Regions from separate parts of the Homo sapiens genome. Here region 1 is linked to region 2. Evidence: chromatin loops called from intact Hi-C (ENCODE). Cell type or tissue: PC-3. All regions are shown on one strand. Each heading gives the region's core, and the rest is flanking DNA. Links, peaks and the distances in the headings are about the cores only.

Evidence for each region. Peaks named below come from ENCODE experiments on the same cell type or tissue, not always from the same donor. Only the 100,000 strongest peaks of a DNase experiment are listed, where the experiment ranks them.
Region 1: it touches region 2 in a loop (9-fold over the local background); 1 of 110 quality-filtered maps calls a loop at or near these places.

Annotation. Positions count from the first base shown.
Region 1 is chrX:46,766,524-46,774,939 of GRCh38, forward strand. No RefSeq gene overlaps it. Among named protein-coding and RNA genes, the nearest start is that of SLC9A7, 12 kb to the left of the region's middle. In PC-3, for the core only: no CTCF peak of the experiment used is centred there; a DNase peak (open chromatin) is centred at 4,428; H3K4me3 peaks cover 867 bases; H3K27ac peaks cover 3,817 bases.
Region 2 is chrX:46,561,914-46,570,329 of GRCh38, forward strand. It overlaps the pseudogene MKI67P1. Among named protein-coding and RNA genes, the nearest start is that of CHST7, 7.6 kb to the right of the region's middle. RefSeq lists an enhancer at 194-723. In PC-3, for the core only: no CTCF peak of the experiment used is centred there; a DNase peak (open chromatin) is centred at 5,128; H3K27ac peaks cover 1,865 bases.

The DNA of each region.
Region 1 (8,416 bases), core at 327-8,326, 200 kb after region 2:
AGTGAAAATGTGTTCATCCAAAAACCTGCACATGGATTTTTTTGTTGTTGTTTTGAGACAGAGTCTCGCTCTGTCACCCAGGCTGGAGTGCAGTGGCACAATCTTGGCTCACTGCACCTTCCGCCTCCCAGGTTCAAGCAATTCTTATGCCTCAGCCTCCCAAGTACCTGGAATTATAGGCATGTGCTACCATGCCCAGCTAATTTTTGTATTTTTAGTAGAGACAGGGTTTCACCATGTTGGCCAGGCTGATCTTGAACTCCCGACCTCAAGTGATCCACCCGCCTCGGCTTCCCAAAGTGCTGGGATTACAGGTGTGAGTCACTGCGCCCAGCTTTTTACATGGATGTTATTAGCAGCTTTATTTATAATAGCCAAAAACTGAAAACAACCCAAATGTCCTTCAGTGGGTGAATGAATAAAAAACTGTTGTATGTTCATACAATGGAATACCATTCAGCAATAAAAATGAATGAACAATTGATATACTAATAATTTGGATGAATATCAAAGGCATTATGCTGAGTGGAAGTGAGTCTCAAAAGGTTGCACACTATATTATTCCATTTTATGACATTCTTGAAATGATAAAAGTATAGTTACAGAGAATGGATCAGTAGTGTCTGGGGCTAAGTGGGAGGGGAAGCGTATAACTATAAAGGGATAACACAAGGGAGGTTTGGGGATGATGGAACCATTCTATATTCTGATTGTAGTGATGGTCGTATGAATCTGTACATGTGTTAAATTCAAATAATTGTACAAGAAAAATAAATATTGCTGTAAGTTAACTTAAATAATTTCTCTCTGTCATGTGTTAACAAATCCTCTGCTTACCCTTGGACATGCTACAACTTTATATTAGTTTAAGACGGTGGTTAAGGCCTCAAGAAGTCCCCAAGAGCTATGTCCTGGGTTCAGTTACCCTGAAATGTGGCAGATGAGGAAAACTGAAACCTTAAATTCAGGCACACCCACAGGATACTATGAAATATATGGGCATAAACACTAGCATTGGCGGGGCGTGGTGGCTCACGCCTGTAATCCCAACACTTTGGGAGGCCGAGGCGAACGGATCACTTGAGGTCAGGAGTTTGAGACCAGCCTGGCCTACATGGTGAAACCTCATCTCTACTAAAAATAGGAAAATTAGCCGGGTGTGTTGGCGGCATCTGTATTCTCAGCTACTCAGGAGGCTGAGGGAGGAGAATCACTTGAACTCAGGAGGCAGAGGTTGCAGTGAGCCAAGGTTGCGCCACTGTACTCCAGCCTTGGTGACAGAGGGAGACTCAGTCTCAAGGAAAAAAAAAAAAAAAGAACCAGGAAGGAAGCTTCTCCCCTCTGGCTGCCTTCCACTCTCCCACAAGTGCCTCCCATTGGCAGCACCTCAGCAGCAGCAACCAGGCATCCTAAGAGGACCTCATATCTATTCTGCATGGCCTTTGCTCTGTACCGCCAGGTTCTGGTAATCCTACCTCTTCCCTGTTGTTTTTCCAAGTTTAGGGATAGTAGCTGCTTCTTGTAGTTATTATCTCTGGGTTCTCTCACAGTTGCCTTTTTGCTATCTCATTTCTGCATTACCTATGTAACCAATTCCTTATCTTAACCTCCTCTGTGGGAACATGTAGTGGCCTGTTTTCCTGTGGACGCTGACTGATACTCAGCCTTTGGAGACTTGAAGTATAGAGTCAGAGGGCAACCAGTTGTGAAGCTGACCCTGAATTCCTTGTGTTTGTTTGGCCTCTGCTTGCATTTGTTCCTGCACTTGAAGATAAAATCACAATTTCAAAGCGCGGTACACAGGGCCTATGGTAGACTTTGCTGGTGGTTCCTAATATTTCTGATTCCCTTCTTGCAAAACAGATGGATTGCATTGATTGCATTTTTCACCTCTTTGACGTTTGAGGTGACTTTATGACTTGCTTTGGCCAACGAAATGAGAGTAGAAGTGGTGAATGTCATTTCTGGGCAAAAGTATTTAAGAGCAGATGCATGTGTTCTCTCCACCTGCTGCAGTGAGTCCTAAAGCCTCACGCTGAGATGGTAAATTATAGGGTGGAAAAGCCTGTGTGACATGTAGTCTGGGAGATAATTTTTATTTTACTTCACGGTTGTCACCACAGTGTAAAGTAGCCTATCCTGACTAATAATACATTTGTGATTCACCCCCTGCCACCTCCCCTCCGTCTCACTCTTCCCTAAATGCATCAAGATACCTTACACCTTTGGGCTGTGCCTATGCTCCACCTCTTGCCTTACCAATCATTTTGACCTGGCAGCTGCTGCTAGTTGTTCAAAGCCCAATTCAGATGCTACCTACTCCAAGAAGCCTCCTTCATCTGGATCTGGGATGTTTCCTATATTTTCTCCTAATAGCTCATGTTTACTCTTTTTTTTTTAGACAGAGTCTTCTGTCACCCAGGCTGGAGTACAGTGGCACGATCTCGGCTCACTGCAACCTCCCCTCCTGGGTTCAAGGTATTCTCCTGCCTCAACCTCCCTAGTGACTGGGACTACAGGCGTGCGTCACCACGCCTGGCCAATTTTTTTTTCTTTTTGTATTTTTAGTGGAGACGGGGTCTTGCCATGTTGGTCAGGCTGGTCTCGAGCTCCTGGGCTCAAGTGATCCACCCATCTTGGCCACCCAAAGTGCTGGGATTACAGGCGTGAGCCACCGCCACACCTATAAAGTAAACATGGCCTCCTGTTTACTTTTAACATGACATTTCCCACATTGTATCATATTATCAGATTATTTATTGATATACCCACTTTATATTAAGCTCTTTGGAGGCAGGGATGGAGTGTCTTCTGTTGTATTTTTTGCTGTTGTTTTATTTGTTTAGCTCTAGCTTAAAAAATGCATTGAGCATAATGCCTGGTACATAGCAGATGTTCAAAAATATTTGTTGAAAGAATAAATTATTTCAACAAAATAAATAAATACATTTATTATAAAGTATAAATAAAGCAGAGGATATGTTTTTAAAAATTTAGCTATATACTTATAATGCAATTTAATTGGAAGTCATTTTGTGCATTCTATATTTTGTCAAGGTACCCCATGTGGATTCTTGGTCATCTACTTTATTTAGAATTCATATCTCTTAGTCATTATTTGCTTTTTTTCTAATGTATTTTCTGCCTCTTTCTTACTTTTGTTGCTCTGTTTCTATGGAATATCAGCTGGCAACATTCACTTAGTTGATCTATGTTGGTAAATATGTATAGTTAAAATTCAATTCAGTCCGGGGAAACTGGAAAGATTTAAATATCTTGAATGTTTAATGATATTTAATTAAATATCTTGAATGTTTAATGATATTTAATTAAATATCTTTAATGTTTAATGATATTTCATTAAATATCTTTAATTAAATATATTTAAAGATTTAAATATATTTAATGCTATAGTAACCCTGTAGCATGTTTCAAATTAAATAAAAGCTACTTTTAAATATAAAGGGGTTATTTTTGTCAGCTGCTTTATTACCTCCAAACCAGAGCTGTTCATTTTTTATTCTATTTCCAAAAACCAAATATCCCTCCCAAGTCAATTTCAAAATATAATCTTAGTTCAGATTCTCTAGAACAAAAGCAAAGTCATTTCTAGGCACTCATAGTTTTGTTTTATGTTTCTCATTATGCACATTGAGATTCCTCTAAATGTGAGTCATTTAAGCAAAACCTTGGGAAACCTCCAGATTCCTTTTTAATTATCTTAAATTCATCTGAAAATATTTCAGCAAATGCAGGAGAGAATGCCCTTATTAGCAAGATGTTTTAAAATCAAGAAGAGCCTATTATGAACTCAAGATACTCCCTAAAGGTTTTATTAACAGTTCAGGATTGTCCCTTCTATCTGCCTGTTCCTGTCTCACTACAGATAGCAAAATGTAGGAATTGCAGTTTTTAGCTCCTTTTAGCATCTTCCAGATTTGGGCTTCCATCCAAGCTCCCACTGCAGTGCACCACTCTGTGAGTCGATGACAGGCAAGGTCGAACAGCCCCTGGGGAACCTTCGCAGATGTGTTGAATACCATAAACATAAATAGATAATCCTTATCTTAAAGCAAGAGAGGCAGAAAGACACGGAGAAGACCCAGGCACCCTTGCCTTCATGTCTGTACAGACCCACATGGACTGTATGTTTAGGATTCAGTAGCCATGTTAGAAAAATGCTACCTCAGACCCTATTCAGGGTTAGCTACAGTAACCTTAGGAGTCCCTTCTGATCATCCTCTTCCCATGGCAGCTGCAAACTTTTGCCTCTGCCATGTATGGGAAAATTGATCACTTAAAAGGAACTCTTAAGGTTTATTAGAAATGCTTTTGCTGTAAGTGGCAGAAAACCTGCTCCCAAAGACTGAAGTGAGTAAGACTTTATCTTGCTCATATAACAGGCATTCTCTCAGTAGGAAACCACCAGCTCAGTGACTCAAGGATGTAACACGACTCAAGGATGCAATCCTAACATGCCAAGCTGTTAGGATTGAGAAAGAGATACTGCAACTGGAAACATCAGGTATAGGTTTAGAGCAGGGAAAAGTGGGAAGGGCCCTGCAGCCTCTCTCCTTTTATCAAGAAGGTGAAAGCTTCCTCAACCCTATCTCCCTGAGGCTCAGCCAACTCCTGTTTGGATCTCATTGCCCAGAACTTGATTAAGTGGCCACCTCTGGCTGCAAGAGAGGCTGGAAAAATGGGGAACAGTTTGTCACAATTGGCTTGGTGCAGTTGCAAGACATTGCCTGGCAGGGCACACTGATGCTTCAAAGAAAATTAAGGATCCAGTAGCTATGAAGAAGGGAGTGGGTAGGCAAGTGCTAAGCTCTACCTCCACGAGACTAATCAGGAGCATTACACCCAATTATAAGGCAACCGATTTTTGCTGGAGCCTTTGTTTAGAATGTGCCATGGAGGATGGTACTGTGTCTGCTAAGAGGATTCTCCTCCCATATTCACCAATAGAAAGGAACGCTATAATGTGGATGAACCTCAAAAACACTATGCCAAGTGAAAGAAGCCAGACACATGATTCCATTTATATCAAATATCCAGAATAGGCAAATCCATAGAGACAGAACACAGATTGGTGGTTACTAGGGGTGAGAGGGAAGGGGTAATTGAGGGCAAGCATTTAACAGGTTTAAGGTTTCCTTTTGGAATAATGAAAATGTTTTAGATCTAGATAGAGGTGACTGTTGTACAACATTGTGAATGTACTAAACACCACCAAATTGTATACATTAAAGTGGTTGGTTTGGGGTTACATGTAATTTAACCTCAATAAAAAAAAAGAATATTCTCTTCCCTTCTGCTGAACAAAATATTACGAGCTTTATGCCAATCAGCTTTGTACAGCATTTATACTTCAGTCCCTACAAATTCATCTTGGCAGTAGTAGTTTTAATATGAGCCACTTATCTGTGGCTGAGGCAGAGACAACTAGTCACCCTCCAATATCCTTTTCTTCTATCCCTTTCTTCTTTAGTAACTAAATCCTAGGCCAGGCGCAGTAGGTCACGCCTGTAATCCCAGCACTTTGCGAGGCCAAGGCAGGCGGATCACCTGAGGTCAGGAGTTCAAGACTAGCCTGGCCAACATGGCGAAACCCCATCTCTACTAAAAATACAAAAATTAGCCGGGTGTGGTGGCAGGCACCTGTAATCCCAGCTACTCAGGATGCTGAGGCAGGAGAATCACTTGAACCTGGGAGGCAGAGGTTGCAGTGAGCCGAAATTATGCCATTCACTCCAGCCTGGGTGACAGAGCAAGACTCCGTCTCAAAAAAAAAAAAAAAAAAAAAAAAAAAAAAAAAAACACCTAGTCAATGTGTCCAGCTAAAAAACAAAAACAAAACACTAAATTTCCCAGACTCCCTTACAGCAAAGTATGGCCATGGACTAAGATCCATTCAGTGAAATGTGAGTGGAAGCTCTGGGCAGGTCTCCCAGCTAGGATCTTTAACAGTGCATGACCTTTTGTCCTTCCCCTTTTTTTCTTCTTTCCAGCCTGCAAAACAGACTTGATGGCTGAAGCACCACCAGCGAATCTGGATCATGATGTGACCTTGAAAATGAAAGCTGTGTGCTGTGTATGGTAGGATGAAAACATGAGACTGAGTGCTCAATGACAACCCGAAGATACCATACCATTTGTGGACAGCCTACCTCCAGATTTCCTTTACCTGAGAGAAATGGGAGAGAAAAATGCTATTTTGTTATTTGTTGGGAGAAAAGCATTGTTCTATGCAGCCAATCTTACTTGTAACTGATACAGCAATATAACTTCCTCAAACAATTCTTATTAAAGATATTATTAAAACTTATTAAAGATAATGCAACTCAGGGCATGAGTAACATATTCCATTCCAAAGTAAGAATGAGTCTACCTACAGGGCTGTTACCTGTTCCATTAAAGTTACTGATGCCACTTGACATTGGTCTTGGCAATAATTTTTTGGATATGACACCAAGAGCATAGGCAACAAAAGCAAAAATAAATAAGTGGGACTATATCAGACTAGAAAGCATCTACACAGCAAAGAAACCAATAAACAAAATGAAAAGGCAACCGATAGAATGGGAGAAAATATTTGAAAACCATATATCTGATAAGGGGTTAATATCCAAAATGTACAATTAACTTATACAACTCAGTAGCAAAAAAAGCCCAAATAACCCTATTGAAAAATGGGCAAAGGACCTGAATAGACATTTTTTCCAAAGAAGACATACGAATGGCCAACACATATATGAAAAGATGCTCAACATCATTAATCATCAAGGAAATGTAAATCAAAACCATAGTGAGATATTACCTCACACTGGTTAGGGTGGCTAGTACCAAAAAAATAAAGGTAAGTAGTGGTGAGAATATGGAGAAAAGGGAAACTTGTACACCGTTGGTGGGGAATATAAAATGGTGAAGCCACTGTGGAAAACAGTATGGAGGGTCTTCAAAAAATTAAAAATAGAAATACCATATGATCCAGCATTCCTACTCCTGGGTATTTATTCAAAAGAATTGAAATCAAGATCTCAAAGAGATGTCTGCACTCCCATGTTCACTGCAGCATTATTCACAATAACCAAGATATGGAAACAGCCTAAATATCCATTGAAAGATGAGTGGATAAAGAAAACATGGTATATATACACAACGAAATACTATTCAGCCTTAAAAAAGAAGGAAATCCTGCCATATGCAACAACATGGGGTGAAACTTGAGGACATTGTGCTAAGTGAAATAAGCCAATCATATCAAGACAAATACTGCAAGACATCATTTGTATGAGGTATATAAAGTAGTCAAACACAGGAGCAGACAGTAGAATGACTGTTGCCATGAGATGGGGGTAGGGAGAAATAGGGAATTGCTATTCAACAGAGAGAAGGTTTCAGTTACGTGAGATGAAGAAGTTCTAGAGATCTGCTGTACAACATTGGGCCTATAGTTAACAATACTTTATTGTTCACTTAAAATTTTGTTAAGAGGACAGATTTCATGTTAAGTGTTCTTACCACAATAAAAAAAACTGAAGCATCTAGATAAGTGCTCTAATACAGGGAAGGAATCACAGACCAGGGACACTTAACCAGCCTAAAGAGAATAATAGAAGGCTTCCCCAAGGTGGTGAGTTCAGTGTGAAGGACAAGTCATAATTAGCGAGGTGAGGAAGTAGCAAGTGTGGATGTACTAAAGTTTGAAGGGACTTCCCAGTAGAAAGAAAACATGGCAGCTCAGGCTGCCATAACCAAATACCAAAGACTGGGTGGCTTAAATAACAGTATTTTCTCTCAGTTCTGCAGGTTGGAAGTCCAAGACCAAGGTGTTGGTGGGTTTGGTTTCTTCTGAGGCCTCTCTCCTTGGCTTGCAGATGATCACCTTTTTTTTTTTTGAGACTGAGTCTCGTTCTATTGCCCAGGCTAGAGTGCAGTGGCGTGATTTCAGCTCACTGCAACCTCCGCCCTCCGGGTTCAAGTGATTCTCCTGCCTTAGTCTCCTGAGTAGCTGGGATTACAGGCACACACCACCACGCCTGGCTAATTTTTGTATTTTTAGTAGAGACGGGGTTTCACCATGTTGGCCAGGCTGGTCTTGAACTCCTGACTTCAAGTGATTCACCCTCTTCAGCCTCTCAAAGTGCTGGGATTACAGGCATGAGCCACCACGCCCGGCCAGATGATCACCTTCTTACTGTGTCCTCACATGGCCATCCCTGTGTGTGTGTGTGTGGGGGGGGGGGGTGTGTGTGTGTGTGTGTCCCCTATAATTGCCTCTTTTTAACTTAGTCACCTCTTCAAAGACTCTATCTTCAAATATAGTCACATTCTGAGGTACTAGGGGTTGGGCTTAAGCACACTAATTCTGGAGAAACACAATTCAGCACATAGCGAGCATTCACAAAAGTAT
Region 2 (8,416 bases), core at 149-8,148:
CCTCTCTGCTTCTTGCTGGCTGGCAGCTCCTCTATGATTTCCTCTGGTGCAGGCATGCAGTGCGGCCTCTTGGTTCCTGTGACACTTCCATCTTTTCCACATCCCCTCTTGAAGGGCAGTGGGGGCAGGGAGGTGTTGCTTTTGCTTTGTGATTTTACAGTCTCTGGTGCCTACCAGGTCTCCCACGGGTTCTACTTTAGGGGCCTGAAGAACTCTTCTGGATATTTTTAGAGGTTTTCCACTGTCAGGTGCTTGCTTTGGAGCACTTGTAAAGCTATCAGCACCATTTGCCAGTTCCTCAGTGTGGCCTGGTGTTTGAGAGAGCTCTTGGAAGCTGGCCAGATCTTCTAGGGGTTGGGCCTTTTCCTTGGGCACTCTTGGCAATCTCCTGCTGCCAGTTACATTTTCTGGGTCCAGCTTCTGCTTTGCAGGTTGCTTAAATGCTTTCATGCCTTTGCCCTCACCTTCTGGTTCTTTATTGGTGTGCGTGGTCTCCCCTGATGTTTGTGTGAGCTTGCCGACTGCTAATAGCTCTTCTTTCACTTCTACTTTCTGGCCACAAGCCCTGGGCCATTTCTTTGAGCTTGTTGCAGTGTCTACTAGTTCTGGTGGTGATTTGCAGGGTATTTTGGTGGTTTTGTCATGAGTCATTGATTCTTCAGTATGACCTGGTGCTGGGTCTTTGAAGCCAGCCAGGTCTTCTAGGGCTTGCGCCTTTTCCCTGGGTGCTCTTGGCCATCTCCTGCTGCCACTTACACTTGCTGCTGGAGCCAGTGTCTGCTTTGCAGATTCCTTAAATGCTCTGATGCCTTTATCTTCACCTACTGGTCCTTTGCTTCCACGGTTTATTGCCCATTTTTATATTGGATTGTTTGTTTCCTCATTGTTTGGAGAGCTCTTTGTATATTCTGGATACAAGTCCTTTGTTAGATATGTTATTTATAAATAGTTTCTCCCAGTATATTGTTTTTTCATCCTCTTAGCATCTTTTGCAGAGCAACAGCTCATAATTTTCATGAAGTCCAACTTATCAAATTTTTCTGTTATGGATAGTGCTTTTGGTGTCATATCTAAGAATTATTGGCCTAACACCAGAAAACAAAGACTTTCTTCTGTGTTTTCTTCTAAAAGTTATACATCTTATATTTAGGTCTATGATTGATTTTTTTTTTTTTAAACAGGGTGTCGCTCTGTCACCCAGGCTGGAGTGCAGTGGTGTGATCGCTGCTGACTGCAACCTCTGCCTCCCAGGTTCAAGCCATCCTCCCACCTCAGCCTCCCAAGTAGCTCCCAGGCATGTGCCACCATGCCTGGCTAATTTTGTTTTTAATTTTATTTTTTGTAGAGACAGAGTTTCACCATGTTGCCCAGACTGGTCTCAAACACCTGGATTCAAGCAATCCACTCGCCTTGGCCTCCCAAAGTGCTGGGATTACAGGTATGAGCCACCAGGCCCAGCCAGGTCTATGATTAATTTTAAGTGAATTTTTGTAAAAAGTATGGGTAAATTTCTGCACTCTCTATTCTATTACATTGACCTACGTATCCATCCTTGCATCAATACCACACTGTCTTGAGTACTGTGGCTTTATAGTAAGTCTCAAAATTAAGTAGCATGAATCTTCCAATTTTGTTCTTATTTTTAAAAAATGTTTTGAATATTCTAATTTCTTTGCCTCTCCATGTAAATTTTAGAGTCACCATGCTGATATCTATAAAGAATCCTGCTGGGATTTGGACTGGAATTGTGTTGAATCTATAGATAAATTTTTAGAGTATTGACATCTTCACAATATTGAGTCTTCCAATCCATGAACACAGTTCTCCATACATTTCTAAATCTCCATATATTTAGCTCTCTTTTATTTCCTTCATCATTGTTTTGTAGTTTTCAGCACATAGATCTAGGACATATTTGTGAAATGTACACCTAAATATTTCATTTTTCTGGTTTTATTTTATTTTATTTTATTTTTAGATTGAATCTTGCTCTGTTGCCCAGGCTGGAGTGCGGTGGCACGACCTCAGCTCACTGAAACCTCTGCCTCCTGGGTTTAAGCAATTCTCGTGCCTCAGCCTCCTGAGTAGCTGGGATTACAGGCGCCTGCCACTATGCCTGGCTAATTTTTGTATTTTTAGTAGAGACAGAGTTTCACCATGTTGCCCAGGCTGGTCTTGAATTCCTGACCGCAAGTGATCCGGCTGCCTTGGCCTCCCAAAGTGCTGGGATTACAGGCGTGAGCCGCTGCACCTGGCCTTCTTTGGTATTATTGTAAATAGTACTTGTGCGGAGAAGAATGATGGCCCCTAAAGATATCCATGTCCTGATCCTTGGAACCTCTGTTTATGTTCTCTTACATAAATGGTGGCTCTCACAGATAGGTCAAGTCAATATCATGAAGATGTCAATTCTCCTTCCTATGTTATGTTATAAACTTACCAACTTTCAGTAAGAATACCAATAAGCTTTTATTCTGGACCTAAACAAGTTGATACTAAAGTTCATATGAAAAAATAAATATGCAAGAATAGCTACATGGTCTAAGTTTCTTGAACCCATCATGTTCCATTTCCACCTCATTCAGTCAGGTCCTTCTCCACCTTCAGATCTCTGCTCAAGCATCCCCTGTGGGAAGTCTTTACTACACACACACACACACACAGAGAAGACAGAGAGAGAGAGAGAGTGAGAGAGAGAGAGACAGAGAGAGAGAGACAGAGAGAGAGTGTGTGTGGGCAGATGTTTTTTTGAGTCTCGCTCTGTTGCCCAGTCTGGAGTGCGGTGGCACAATCTCGGCTCACTGCAACCTCCGCCTCCCAGGTTGAAGCAATTCTCCTGCCTCAGCCTCCCGAGTATCTGGGACTACAGGCGCCCGCCACCACACCTGGAAAATTTGTATTTTTTAGTAGAGACAGGGTTTCACCATGTTGGCCAGGCTTGTCTCGAACTCCTGACCTCAAGTGATCTACCCACCTTGGCCTCCCAAAGTGCTGGGATTACAGGCGTGAGCCACTGCGCCCAGCCCTGGGGCAGACCTTTATGTTATACACTCTCACAGAACTGCGTTCCTCTCCTTCAAGCACTTGGTTCAGTTTGGGGTTATTCACACATTAGGAGACTGATTTGGTTAAAGTTGGTCTCCTCTCTTAGGCTGGAAGGGACAACAGGGTCAGGGACTGTTTTGCTCATTGTGTACCTCCTCTGCCCAGCACAACCCCAGATACATGATTGCACTTGATACATATTTTTGAATAAATATTTGAATACATAAGAAAAAGTCTGGTCTCTAGGTCCATTGTTTTGAAAGTAGTAAAGATGTGATTTTAGCACCCCTATTTATAATGTTGGAAACCTCATGAAAAACAGAAAAGGAGATTGTAGAGGTAGATTAGAGCCAGACTGTGAAAATCCTTAGAAGGCATGTTGGCCAGGAGCAGTGGCTCACACCTGTAATCCCCACGCTTTGAGAGGCCAGGGCAGGAGAATCGCTTAAGCTTAGGAGTTTGAGACCAGCCTGGGCAACATAGTGAGACCCCATCTCCACAAAATATTAAAAAATTATCCAGGCCCGGTGACACACAGCTGTGGTCCCAGCTACTCAGGAGGCTGAGGTGAGAAGATCCTTTGAGCCTGGGAGGTTGAGGCTTTAGTGAGCCATGATCATACCCCTGCACTCCAGCCTGGGTGACAGAGCAAGATCCTGTCAGAGAGAGAGAGAGAGAAGGAGAGAGAGAGAGAGAGAGAGAGGATAGCAGAAAAAACGAATCAAAAGAAATCTTTTTTTCTTTTTCTCAGTCTAAAATGCTAGTCTTATTTTTTTCTCAGCCAAGCAGGCAGATTCTGCCTTCCCAATCTCTATTCATCTTTTTCTTTCCAACTGCCATCTATTTCAAATTCTCTGCTCTTTCATTCTGTCCCAATAGGTCTTCCTCTCTCAATCCCAATCTATGGGATCCCAGCAAGACTATTTTTGGAAAGTCATTTCTGCTAACGTTACTTACTCCCTCAATACAAATCATCAGTAGTTTGCTATCAAAGCTCAAATGTAAAGTGCTTCTTCCCAGCAGTCAATCAGACAACAAATGCTTGTTGAGCACCTACTATGTGCTTGACACCATGATAAGGTCTGGCATTCAAGACCTCTAACAACATAATTTTCAAACCTTAATGATTTGCATCATTATCCAAAGACCAATTGGAAGCCAAGACAGATTCTGAGCAGAGAAATGGCATTGACCGAAATCTATCACTGATTAAAAATTAGGCCGGGTGCAGTGGCTCATGCCTTTAATCTCAGCACTTTGGAAGGTCGAAACAGGCAGACCGCTTGAGCCCAGGAGTTCAAGACCAGCCTGGGCCACATGGTGAAATCTTGTCTCTACAAAAAAAGTAGCCAGGCGTGGTGGTGTGCGCCTGTAATCCCAGCTACTCGGGAGGCTGAGGAGAGAGGATCACTTGAGCCTGAGAGGCAGAGGTTTCAGTGAGCTGAGATCACACCACTGCGCTCCATGCTTGGCGACAGAGTGAGTCACAGTCTCAAAAAAAAAAAAAAAAATTAAAAGAGGGCAAAATAGAAACAGAGACTGGCTAGGCAGTTTCTACAGTGCTCTAGGGGACAGTTGGTCCTCTGAGCTAGGGTAGTAGCAATGGCAATGAAGATAAGTGAATGATTTGAAAGGACATTTAGGAGGTAAAACCCACCTGACTTGATGATAGATTGGATTGAAGAAGAGGGACTGAGGAAGAGGGAGATACCCAGAATGGCTCCTAAGTTTCTGACTGCATAATAGAATAGATAGTTTTATCATTCACATATTAAAATTGATATGCCATTGAGGCAACCAAGAGGGAATGTCAAGTGGGCAACTGGATTTCTAGGTGTGGAGCCCCAAGGAGAGGCTGGGGCTGGAAATGTCAATTTGGAGTCATTGAAGAGATCATAAAGTGAAAAGGAAGAGGGCCTGGGGAATCAGCTTCCCACAGCAGCAACAATGTACCGACTCATAAGACTTAAAGCTTACTCTATGGGATACACTGTTCTGGGATTATACACACACACACACACACACACACACACACACACACACCACACCCAGTTGTGCATTGTTTAATGATGGGGATGCATTCCAAGGAATGCGTTGTTAGGCGATTTCATCATTGTGCAAACATCATAAAGTGTACTTACATAAACCTAGATGGGATAGCCTATTACACACCTAGGCTATATGTACAGCATGTTACTGTACTGAATACTGTAGACAGTTGTAACATGAGATCATATTTGCGCATCTAAACATATCATCTAATCATAGAAAAGGTACAATAAAAATAAGGTATTAGAATCTTATGGGACCTCCCTTGTATATGCAGCTCATCATTGACAAAACATCAGGTGGCACATGACTGCATATATATATATATATATATATATATATATATATATATATATATAATTTAATTCTTACAACAACCCTGCAGGATAGGGGAGGATAGGTACTATTAGAACTAATGTTTGATAAATGAGGCACAGAGAGGTTCACTTACTTGCCCAAGGCCATAGAGCTGAAGTGGTGGAGCTGGCCTATGAACTTGGGTGGCCTCACTCCAAAGGATAAAGGATATCAACTTGGGTGGCCTGACTCCAAAGGTCAATCTCTCAAATGCTATGCTCTGAAGGTGTAGCTATGAACTAGGAGAACAGTTCACATGTGATGTCATAGAAGTTGGCAGAAGAGATGATTTGAAGGTGGGAACTGTCAACAGTGTTAAATGTTATTGATACATATGTACACTTACAATGTGTCAGTTAAAAATGTTATTGAAAGGTCAAGTAAGGTGAGCCATGAAAGTGTCCTGGATTCAGTAACATGGCACCAGGCATGGTGGCTCACATTTGTTATCCCAGCACTTTGAGAGGCCAACATAGGAGGACTGCTTGAGCCCAGGAATTGGAGACCAGTCTGGAATACATAGGAAGACTCCGTATCTACACAAATTAAAAATAAAAAAGTTAGCTGGGAGTGGTGGTGTGAATCTGTGATCCTAGCTAAACTCAAAAAAAAAAAAAAAACCATGGAAGCCATTGATAAGCTTAGAAAGAACTGATGATGTGGCAATATGGGGGCAGAACTCAGATTGGAGTGTGCTGAGGAATTGTTCCTGGACCAAGCCGAGGGTCGGACTGCTTATTCTCTCAGCCCAATTACAAGATGCAGGTGAACTGGGAAAGAAGAGAGTTTTTATTTCTGTAACCAGGTGCAGGGAGAAGGCCTGGAAATTATCACCAGACCAACTCAAAATTACAAAGTTTTCCAGAGCTTACATACCTTCTAAGCTACATGTCTACGTGTAAGTGTGCATTCATCTAAAGACATAAGTGATTAACTTCTTCTAATCTATAACTAAGGTCTGAGTCCTGAAGACCTTCCTCTGGAGCCTCAGTAAATTTACTTAATCTAAATGGATCCAGGTGCTGGGGTGATTGCCCTTATCTTATCTCCTGCTAAATCATGGAGGTTTGGGGAGTTCCTTCAGACCACTAATAACATGTGCTTAATCTTTTTAAATTTTATTTTATTTTTTTGAGACACAGTCTCACTCATTGCCCAGGCTGGAGTGCAGTGGCTCAATCTCGGCTCACTGCAACCTCCGCCTTCCAGGTTCAAGTGATTCTCCTGCCTCAGCCTCCCAAGTAGCTGGGATTACAGGTGCATGCCACGCCCGGCTAATTTTTGTATTTTTAGTAGAGACGAGTTTTCACCATGTTGGCCAAGCTGGTCTCGAACTCCTGACCTCAAGTGATCTGCCTGCCTCGGCCTCCCAAAGTGCTGGGATTACAGGCATGAACCACTGCACCCAGAGAAACTTGTTTAATCTTAAATGGGTCCTGTTAAGAACTCCTTCCTTCTCTTGTCACGCTTCAAGGCCCAGGAAAGACCTAGGCAAAACTCTTGGTGTGCTTTTGTTACCTTCCAGCCTTTGTATAAGGGCACTGGCTCTCTTAGCTTTTAATAGTTAGCTTAACCACTCAGTGCTGAAACAGTTGTTAGGGAGGCCTGCCTGTTCAGCCGTTAGGGAGACCTGGCCTGCCACAGAATGAGTAGGAGATGAGAGCACAGAGAGAACTAGTATAGACAGCTCTACTAAGAAGCTGGGCTGTGAGGAGTGGGTAGAGAAACCAGTGGCAACAGGACAAGGGTAGGAGAAGGGCAGAGTGAGGGTACCTGGCAGAAAGATGCAACAGCGGGCTAGAATCTGGCCAGGTTCTGCCTTCAAGCTGTTAACCTTGGACTGGGGCTGTGGCCTGAAGGAAGGGGTACTTATTTGAATGGGGTCAGCCCCCTTGCAATTCATCTGTCTGGAGGGGGCACTTTCTGATTCTCACAAGGGTACTGTATGTGTTAGCAGCAGCTATGCTAAAGGAGGATGCAAATAAATGGGACTTTAAAGAGAGAGAGATAGAGGAAGAAACAGAGAAAGAGATCAAACTGTTTAATTTTCACATCAGTGGAAATAATCTGGTTGAGAGGGTGTAGTTGAATAGGGAGGAGAAATGGTGATTGATAGGAGGGACCGGGGCCTACTCTATTGTACCACTCTATTGTGAAAAATGGATAGCAGATCTAGTAACTTAGATGTGATAGAAATCACTTAATAGAAAACAACTTTAATTCTGATTGAGTTTTCCTTCTGCTAGGATGACAGACCATTGATTGACCTTATTAATTCCTAGGGTTCCTCTACTCCCAAGGTTGTATGTACTCTTGATCTGGGGTCTTAGAATCATTGGGTTTTTGGCTCACCTAGTTGCCCTGAGATGTCTCCATCACTGTCACTTGACCCTTCTGCTGCTTCCAAGCTATGCCTGGGGCCCAGGAAGGTTTGGCACAGTGCCCCTGATCATCTCTGTCAAGCTGAACCATGTGGCCACTTCTCTTTGACTCCTGCTCTGCCCTGACACATTGCCAGGAAAAAGAGTTCAGGTGCCCTGGGCTGCAGGATCCATAGACTTCTCCCTTTGCCCACTCCTCCTAGCCTAAGGAAAATGTCTCAGTGGGGTTGGGGGCACTAGAGTGCTGCTGCTCTTTCTTTTGCTTCTCCAAAACATTTCGTCTAAGCCCTCACACCTTCTTTATATCAGCTAGCTTTTGCTACAAAACAAACCCCTAAAACTTACATCTATTATTTCTCACAATTTGGTGGGTCAGCTCAGTTAGGGCAGGAAGGTGTAGCACCTTTCTACTCTAAGTGTGGTCCTCAGACCAGGAGCATCAGAAGCACCCAGGAGCTTATTAGAAATGTAGTCTCAGGACCCAGTGCAGTGGCTCGTGCCTGTAATCCCAGCAATTTGGGAGGACGAGGCAAGAGGATTGCTTGAGGCCAGGAGTCCAAGACCAGCCTGGGCAACATAGCAAG